Linked DNA regions of Homo sapiens: region 2 is linked to region 1. A link is a contact called in ENCODE Hi-C or POLR2A ChIA-PET data. All regions are on one chromosome and are shown on one strand. The core of a region is the stretch at or near the end of the contact, and the rest is flanking DNA. Distances in the headings are between cores, read along the strand shown. Region 1 overlaps LOC107984676 (a long non-coding RNA gene). Region 2 has its middle 24 kb from the start of MIR5580.

The links. Hi-C counts contacts between places; a loop is a spot of excess contacts on that map. ChIA-PET counts read pairs that join two places held with the same protein, here RNA polymerase II (POLR2A). Pooled maps may share reads with other maps.
Region 2: a map of endothelial cell of umbilical vein shows a loop between it and region 1 (2.8-fold over the local background). The contact joins two enhancer-like sites. A Hi-C loop is called at or near these places in 4 of 168 maps with a recorded cell type or tissue (Caco-2, astrocyte of the cerebellum, endothelial cell of umbilical vein and 1 more) and 5 of 50 pooled maps. POLR2A ChIA-PET finds 5 or more read pairs at or near these places in 4 of 52 experiments (AG04450, PC-9, activated CD4-positive, alpha-beta T cell and 1 more).

The regions. Positions count from the first base shown.
Region 1 is chr14:53,887,946-53,892,663 of GRCh38, reverse strand. All of the region lies in intron 2 of LOC107984676 (a long non-coding RNA gene), which reads left to right. Among named protein-coding and RNA genes, the nearest start is that of LINC02331, 39 kb to the right of the region's middle. Within about 2 kb of position 3,468, at least 5 of the 41 ENCODE cell types and tissues checked have a DNase peak (open chromatin) inside an H3K27ac peak, as active enhancers do; they include endothelial cell of umbilical vein, where a contact is called at or near this core.
Region 2 is chr14:53,921,586-53,926,604 of GRCh38, reverse strand. No RefSeq gene overlaps it. Among named protein-coding and RNA genes, the nearest start is that of MIR5580, 24 kb to the left of the region's middle. Within about 2 kb of position 1,649, at least 2 of the 41 ENCODE cell types and tissues checked have a DNase peak (open chromatin) inside an H3K27ac peak, as active enhancers do; they include endothelial cell of umbilical vein, where a contact is called at or near this core.

The DNA.
Region 1 (4,718 bases), core at 2,219-4,718:
CCTTATTAGATGTTCTCATAGCACTGCCTCCCTTTCCTTGATGCTCTTGCCACAGTTGTATTGTACATTTACTTCTGTGATTATTTGACTAATGTCTTTCCCTTTCACTAAATGTTAAGCTCCATGAAGGCAGGGACCAGTCTGTGTTTGGAGCACCTTTCTTAGGTGTTTGGACACCTTTGTATCTCCGGCTCTTGTATCTTGTTGTATCTCCCTCCATTCTTTACATAGTGCCTGGCACTTAGTAGGAGGTCAGTGAGGAATTGTCAAATGAATGAATGAGACCTGGACATTGCTTGATACACTACACAGGTTTTACCTTTTTTTTGGCAGGGGTGGGGGGGTGGAGGTGGGGTGGGACAGAGTCTTGCTCTGTCACCAGGCTGGAGTGCAGTGGCACAATCTCGGCTCACTGAAACCTCCACCTCCCGGGTTCAAATGATTCTGTCTTAGCCTCCCGAGTAGCTGGGATTACCGACATGCACCACCACGCCTGGCTAAGTTTTTTTTGTATTTCTAGTAGAGATGGGGTTTCGCCACATTGGCCAGGCTGGTCTCTAACTTCTGGCCTCAAGTGATCCACCTGCCTTGGCCTCCCAAAGTGCTGGGATTACTGGTGTGAGCCACTGCACCCAGCCTTGGGTTTACCTTTTTCAGGTCTCCTGGGAGATGTTTTTTGTGGTCTTAGCATTGCAAACAACCATGTCTCTCCTGAGCATTTGGTTTGCTCTCACCCAGTGGACACTGTGGGCTGTGTACCTGATTATATTTTCCTGTCCTTGTTGGCTGCTATAAAGCTTTAAAACAAAGTTTGGTCGACATTTAGCAGATGTGTAGGACTTCATGGTATATATTTTGTGAACTGGCCACTTCCCATTTACAACTTATACCCCTTTCCTTATTTTCCTTTACCATCCTTTTGTTTACTATATTGCATATTTTATGTGACCTTTGCTATATTGTAAGTCCATTTGGCAGCAAGGTAGGTTATTAAAAAGTAGTACTCATATTAACTGCCCTTAATATACTGGGGGTAGTAGATAAAGGATTAGAATTTCAGGAATGCAACATTTTCATATGATAATAATTTCTTTTAAATTTGTGTTTTTTTTTCACAGTGAAGGAATGATAAGAATTGATGTTCATACTGAGATTCTCGGTTTCTAGCAAAATAAGATCCCATAATTCCATTGAAATGTGGACTTCTGATGTCTACTTAATGTTTAGAGGGTGTGTGAGAAATGAGAACGTCAGCTGAATAATGCTTTGCTAAAAAGATTTTTTGGCTTTTCTCTTGGTCATCCTTTTATTTTTTGGAAGCAAAGATAAGGTGAGGTTCATCTCTGGCCCCACACACTCAGTGTTGCTTTGTTTTTCCCTAGGTTTCGGGATGTAAAAGTGTGGAAAACTTATTTCCCACGCAGAACCCTTGGTCCAGTTTAGGCCTTCTCAGGCATTCTTTTGGCAATGCTCTCTGAACTCTGTAGCCCCTGAATTAAATCTTAAAAATAGTTCCAGCCACAACTTCCACAGAGCTCAAGCAACTAGATTTGTAGCACCAGCAGACGAAGGAGCAACCTCTTGCCTTCTCTCTCTACTTTTGAAACTTTAATGACCCCCACTGTTGGGGGCAGGGAACTTTTGTTTATAGTGAAGCACCACTTTCAGTTATACTCATGATTATGTGACTCTCAGTGTTTGCTATGTCCTCACTCTTGGCCAACACAAATATGTTATCACATTCGACCTTCCTTAGCATAAGAATAACTTTGGAAGGCCACAAGATTTTCTAATAAACAAATAATGAAGGAAATGAGAGCACCTGCAAAAGGAAGGAAAATCTCCAACTGCAGATTAGGAGATAAGACATAACAAAGCCATCCATTCCTGGGATGTAGTGGTCCCTTCCAAGAATGCAGAATGCTGTGGCCACTTGTGTGGAATGCCTGCCCTGGAATGCTGGTTCCAAAACAAGCAATCTGCACCAGCCAGCATTGTCTCAACCACCATCACTGAATGGACCCCCGGGCATTCACTAAGTGAGTCTCTGTCTGACCCCCACCCAGGAGGGAGAGGAGGAACTGACTTCAGGTACCATTAGACTTGAAATTAACCCAGTGTGGGTAACAACTGACAATTAGCCAGTTCCAACCCTTCTCCCTTCCTGCTCTCTTCTCCCAACTAAATCTAAGCAGTTCTTGACGGCAATAACTTCGCTTTTTAAAGGCCTGTTTATGAAGCCAGGACTTGGAGTTGGGAGGAGAGAGGGTCCTCCCTAGCTTCTGTTAGCCTCAGTTTCATCTTCTGAAAATAATCCACTTAGACTAGAGGATCTCCAAAGTCCCTGTAGCTTTGGTCTACTTTTTTTAAAACACAGCATTAATTCTGTTTCCCTATTTCCAAAGATGCTCAAACTTCTTTAGAAAGCCCATTTTACCATCTTTAGTTTGTATGTTCTTCTTTTACTCCTTGCAGGAATAGCAGGCTCTGGATTCAGACTACATGGGATGAAATTCTTGCATCACGAATTACTACCTATGAGATCTTAAGCCAGTTTCTTAAACTTTCTAAGCTTCAGTTTCCTCATCTGAAGAGAAAAGGAACAGCAATAATGGTTATGTATATTTCCCAGGCTTGCTGTGAAAATTACAGGAGAAAATCCATATGCAACACCTTGTGTTCTTTCCTTTTCTTCTTCCCCTTCCCTCCTCCTCTTTTTCTCTTCTCCTTCCTCCCCAACCTTCCTTGCCTCCTCTCTACTCTGCCCACCACCTCCCTTTCCCACCACTTTCCTCACTTCTTTCTCTTTCTCTCATACTCTGTTGTACAGCTTGGGTACAACAGACTCTAGAAGAGGTCAGTAGCCAGATCTTGGGTAGGAATATTTTCCCTTCCACTTCCTCTACCTCCCACCATGGCCTGTGAGACAAGCCCAGAGGCCCCATGTACACAATACAAGTACACTTTGCCAGGTTCCCCAGGTAGCAGAAGAGGACCCCAAATGAATGGAGCTGCATGGAACAGGTGAGATGCATTCTGCTTGCACTGTCTTTCAGAAAGGATACAAGGACATTCTGGGGTGAAGCAATGCCCACATTTTAATTTAGGAAGTTCCTATAAACCTTCACATTCTCAGATTCATTAGGTTCTTAGAATGGTCTCCCTTTTGGAGCTACGACCACCACCATTACTGAGGGAAAGATGGGGTGGTGGGGAGGAAGAAATTGGAGACAAAATGGGAGAGGAAGGAAAAAAAAGTTAGTATAAGTAGGTGGTTGGCATATTTTGAGCTGGTTTGTTAAGAAGGTTGTAGTTGAGTTTTAGAAAAGGGGGTTACTTTTTTTTTTTAAACACACACACACACACACACACACACACACACCACCTATTATATCCTGAAACACTGATGCTAAGAGCTGTAAAAGTAGAACTCCACCTACAGAAGAGGGAAGCACATGACCAGGATCTCAGATAGGGATGGCAATTAGCCTGCACCCCAAGCACCTGCTCCTACCAAATGGTAGTGATTGCTTAGGATACTGAATTGAGAAAAATTTGGAGGCACACCTAGAATCAGGGGAGAAAAGTGCTACAATTTCTTATCAATGTCATCGACAAGGAGTGATGGGTCTATATGGAGCATATATTTGCCAGTTCCAGATTCAGATACACCATGATGACATCCCTTTCTCAAGCAGGAAGCAAAATCACCTAAGACTGCTCCAAGTTTAATGGGGCATGCCAAAAGAGGAGGAAGATAGGAGAATTCATTTCTTGGGATGTGATGGGGGATGAAATAGGGAAGCCAGGGTGGAGAAAACAGGACTGCTGAAGTGAACAGGGGAGGAAAAAGAAATTGTTGCCTAAGGGGGTATAAAATATCCACGAACATTAACTGTTTATGAGATGAAGTCATATGAAACAGTATTTTCACAAAAGTCTCTCCTTGCACCTGTTAATGTTTAACCTCTGCTGGGGTGAAGTCCAGCTGGACATATCTGCTGAGTGTAAATGGTTTTCTGGGTTTCCCATATGCTGTTTCTGTCTTAAGCTATTGATATTTGAAAGAAAAGAAAAAAAAAACCAACTTAACCCAAGTGTATGGAAGAAGCCGTGCTGTCTTTAATTCCCTTGATGAAAAGTTCTGTCTTTTAGATAAATTTGACTGTAACAAAGGCTCTAAAAGCTCTCCCTTGCCCTGAAGATTGTTGCTTACAGAGATGATAAATTAAATCTAAGGAATAATGCAAAATTTGATCATAGCCACTCATCACAAACTCAAATTTGAATTGTCCCTATGTCTTCCTGGCACTTTAGTTCTTTGGTATAAATTAGAATGTGTTCGCAAAGGTTTTCGTTTTTGAAAAAAATAATATGTTTTTTTAATGACAGCCAATACTTTCTTTTCTTTTTTTTTAAATTATTATTATACTTTAAGTTCTAGGGTACATGTGCACAATGTGCAGGTTTGTTACGTATATATACATGTGCCATGTTGGTGTGCTGCACCCGTTAACTCATCATTTACATTACGTATATCTCCTAATGCTGTCCCTCCCCCCTCCCCCCACCGCACAACAGGCCCTGGTGTGTGATGTTCCCCACCCTGTGTCCATGTGTTCTCACTGTTCAATTCCCACCTATGAGTGAGAACATGCGGTGTTTGGTTTTCTGTCCTTGTGACAGTTTGCTCAGAATGATGGTTTCTAGCTTCATCC
Region 2 (5,019 bases), core at 400-2,899, 36 kb before region 1:
GCTTGAACAAAGCACAGTGGATATTGAAAGAAAGAGAGAGAGAGAAATTATCCTGTTTTTTTGTTTTTACAGACAGCTCCTCTGTCACCCAGGCTGGAATGCAATGGCATGATCATAGTTCACTACAGCCTCAAACTCTTGGACTCAAGCGATTCTTCCACCTCCACTTCCCAAGTGGCTAGGTCTACACGTGTATGCCACCATGCCAGGCTAATTTATTAATTTAATTTAATTTAATAATAATTTTTGAGACAGAGTCTCACTCTTTCACTCAAGCTGGAGAGCAGTGACACTATCATGGCTCACTGCAGCTTTGACCTCCTGGACTCAGGTGATCCTCCTACCTCAGCGTCCCTAGTAGCTGGAACTATAGGTGCATACCACCATGCCTGGCTAATTTTTATATTTTTGTAGAGACAAGGTTTTGCCCTGTTGCCCAGGCTGGTCTTGAACTCCTGGGCTCAAGTCATCCTCCCACCTCAGTCTCCCAAAATGATGAGATTACAGTTGTGAGTTGCTATGCTGCCTAATTTGTGTGTGTGTGTGTGTGTGTGTGGTGTCAGGGTCTCTAGGCTGGTCTCAAACTTTTGGCCTCAAGCAGTCCTGCTGCCTTGGCCTCCCAAAGTGCTGGAGTTACAGGCATGAGCCACTGAGCTGGGCCCTGGTTTTTTAATTGACAATTTTACACAGAAAGTGATATTTGTGTTGGCAGTTCACAGATGGTGCAGTTTTCCATGGATGGGAAGTGGCATTCTAGGCAGTGGGAAAAACAGGAGCAAAGGCATAAAGGTAGAATAAATAGAGTAAGCTTGAGGAATAACCAATGATCCAATCGGCTTGAGGGTAAGGCATTTACTGGGGAGGTCATATATGTTCTTGAGAAATAGAAGAAGGAAGAGCAGAGCAGGGAGAACCTATGGAGTTTAAACTTGAAATTTCCAGCCATGATCCAAGCAGTGTTCTGAGAAAACTGATCTGGCCTTGGTGTGCAATGAAAGCTTTGGCACCAAAAAACTAGCTAGGAAGATTGCAGTAACCTTTGGGAATGATAATGAGAGCCAGAGCTTGGGTTGTTGCAATGGGAATGCAAGAAAAAATGGACTTGAGGGTAAGATTACAGAAGTAGCACTGCTGAAAGTTTGATGACCGATTCCAGGACAGCAACAGAAAGAGACCAGACCACGACGACTATTAGGTCCAAACACTAAAAGAAACACAACGCCTTGGCAAACAACGTCAGAATAGCCACCATTAGAATCTAAGGGAGAATTAACGATTGCATCAAGTGTCCATTCTGCAACAGCTGCAAGAGTTCATTCATTAGGCAAATACATGCACCCAGATTCCCTGCTTTCTGTCCAGTGTGCATTCTGCTGGCACCTACCTATGAGTAAGTAGTTGAGGTGATTTGTAAGCTAAGCTGAATTTTAGACTGGTGATTTTTTAAATGTAGTTTTTTTTGTTGTTGTTTTTTTGCATTTTTTTTTTATTCTTTTCTTTTCCCAGGCAATTCTTATGGTTCAATCCACTTCACAGGTATGCCTCAGGCTTCCAAATGACTATTTCACATTTGCTATGTAAACTAGTGACTCAATATGTTGCTTTAGAACCAGATACGTGTGGTTTTGCTTCACTTGAGGAATTCAGTAGAGAACATACTTCGTGTCAGCAGAAACCCTCGTAAATCTACATAGAGAAGGACATGAGTAAAACTTCCTTTTATAATCACGTGGCTGCATGGAATTTGTTTCCTTTTCTTTGTGGAGAAGCACTGGAGTTTTCTCTAAGACCTCAGAAAAAAGCTTATTTGTGCTTGTGAACTGATTTTGAGAAGGGACACCATTGTCATATTTATCTTGAATTTGCTCTTCAAGATTAGAAAATAATTGAAAAAGAAAGTAAAATTCTAGGGGTTGTTATTGCATTTTGTATATGAGATGTATGCATTTTCCCTCTAGACAGGTACTCTGGGGAAGCTGGCCAGGGAAAACAAATAAGACGACATGGCCTTACACAGTTTCTCCTGCACAATGGCTGAGCTTCTGTATCTGGCCCTAGGTATGTAAGCTATGTGTCCTGAGATAGGAAGCCTTCCAGAGCACAAAAATGTGGACAGAAGAGTTAGGGAAGATATATAGATAGATATGTATGTATGTATGTATCTAGATACATATCTATATATATATGTGTGTGTGTGTGTATATATATAATGGTGAAAGAACATTTATACCATTACAATTTCATCTTGGATAGAGATTAAGGTTTGAAAAAATTTCTACAAATAGCATCTCCTGGCTATGTAGGTTTTGGCTCAGAGAAATTGGGGTTGGTGAGATTAAGTGAAAGGAGATAAATATTAAGGGAAAGTTTTCAGATGGAAGGGTTTCTGCTGAAGCCACCTGCCCAGTTTGCCATAATGGACTCAGTGGCCTGGCAGAACCTTTATTTGAATACTTTGGTTGGATTGATGACCTTTTGTGGCTTTTGTGGTATGGAAAAAACACATAATTTATATTTTTCTGAGTGGAGTGCCATAGGTTTCTCTACAGAGTCCTTGGCATCCTATTGTCTCATGGTCATTATAAGTTAACCTGGGGAGATTGTTGGACATACATGATATTTGAAACAAATTTAGAACTTTTAATGTTCACTTTATGTATGCTACATTATAAAATTTTCCTAAGAAGATAATATATTATTGGTCTATATTTATACTTCAAATACAAAGCATTTAATAGTGTCACAAGGGTACGTAGTTAGTATTTTCATAGTCTTTAAAAACATGTTTTATTTCTGGCCTGAATAACACTATTCCTTGTGTGTGCATGTGTGTGTGCTTGTGCACACCCTTACGTCTGAAATTTGTTGTATTTTGGGTGACTTTAGAAGACTTTTGAGACCACTCGTCATGCCTAGTGATCAATGCATGGGGACTGCATATCCCAGAGTACACAGATCTTGGAATTGAGGTTGCCACCTTTGGGTTAAGAGTAGCCTGGTGTTCCATTCCCCATGGCCAAGTATTTTAATATGTTTTACGGTGAGTACAACTAGAAAACATTGCCTATTTAATTTATAGCTGACACTTTCTTGGAAAGGAAAGCTACAAGTGAACATGTGAGATCAGAATTAGACTTCAGAGTCATTTTGATAGGAGCTGCAGAATTAGCAGAGCAAAACTTTGTTCTATGGCAAATGCATCCCCAGGTTGTCAGAGCATTCCCTCTGTTTCCTGCTTTAACTCAAACCTGGCTGCTCCCCAGGCTTCCTTCTGCTGGGGGCCTTCCCAATGCAGGCTGCTTGCCCAGGTTTCTGTTCACTTCCCACTTGTCCTTACACAGTCGTGAAAAGCCCCGTTCCTCTGAGGTCATCTCTATCCGTCGCTGTTTTCTACTGACCTCCGTCTTCTGATCACTCTTCTCTCACTTTCTACTGACCACTGATGGCTTTGGCATGCTCCTTTTTCATTCTTCAACAAATATTTGTTCTTCTCCTTTTTCCCTATCATGATTAAAAAGATGGGCTGGGCGTGGTGGCTCACGCCTGTAACCCCAGCTACTCGGGAGGCTGAAGTACAAGAATCACTGAAACCAGGGAGGCAGAGGTTGCAGTGAGCCGAGATTGTGCCACTGCACTCAAACCTGGGCAACAGAGTGAGACCCTGTCTCAAAAAAACAAAAAGTAAAGATATTCCTCCTTGTACATAAGGTCAATCCCTACTCCTGGGCTCTGGATTCTATCCCCTCTGGCTTCCTTTTAGCCCACTGATTTTATCTACTCAACACCTCTTAGATTCTTTTTTCCGGCTCCACCTTCACTGCCTCCTTCTTAATTCAAGCCAACATAACCCTTCACAATCGCTCTGCTCCCCTAGTTTATCTTCCTGCACATGGTATTACCTTTTTCCAGACCATCTTTCCTCATGACGTTAGAATGAGTTTTCCCAAATGTAAATCTGAGCATTTCTTTCCCTCCCATCCCGGGCCCTCCTTAGTTGTTCGAATAAGGTCCAGACTCCCCAGCACGGCATTCAGGGCTCTTCATCATCTGGCCTTTGCTTAGCTCTGGACAGAGGTAACAAATCACCTCTTAGCAATTTAAATAGTGATACGGATTAATAAAGTCTCTTCTGATAAAAAGTATTTTTTCAAAAGACAATTTCTAGCATATGCACAGCCTAGCTTCAAAGCATCAGGAGAGAACTTTGGAGCTGATGCCATTTTATAGGCTAAAACTGTTTCTAACATTTACAGAATCTCTAAAACCATGCACCATAGGCATAGATGCCTATGGATGCACGTTTGGACAATTTCTTTTGTATGGAAGATGTGATTCATAGGAGAGATTGGTAATTTAGAAACCATGACTTCTAATTATGGGAAGTTTCCTGTGCAAGGCATGTGTTCAATCTTCGCCTGTTTCCTAAGTGGTAAGATGGTGACAAATCTATGATACCACCCCCGAGAGTGTTTGTGAAACATAGCTAATAAAAATATTAGGCTATGTTATAGGATATTAAGATGCCTTGCAAATAATATTTCCTGTTAATAATGTATGATGACTTATGAGTCCTTTGGAGCTGTTTTTAATCCCTGAGGTTAGCCCTTATGTAATTTAAGAAAGAATAATCAGATACATGGTGGTCATATTTCCTGCTTCTCAGTTTATGTAATTCAATATAAAATGCCAAAATAAAGGCATGAAATTGAAAAGAAAATCAGCTAATATTTAGTATTTATGAATATCATTTTGCCTTCACAACTCTTTCCAAACCTCAAATAATTAATTTATACACATCTCAGAAGAAGGTGATGATTATCTGTTTTATAGGTGGGAAGAAACTGAAGTTAGTTGTTAAATGCCTTGCCCAGGGCCATAGAGGAGGGGGATGTTTTATGCCTGGCCTGGAACCTAGGCATTTCTGATGTCTAATTCAGCCGCATCACACTCTCTTTGAATAGTATTTAATATCTCTGCTCCCCTCAGCAGTAACCTTGATGGTTGATTGAATGGATTTTT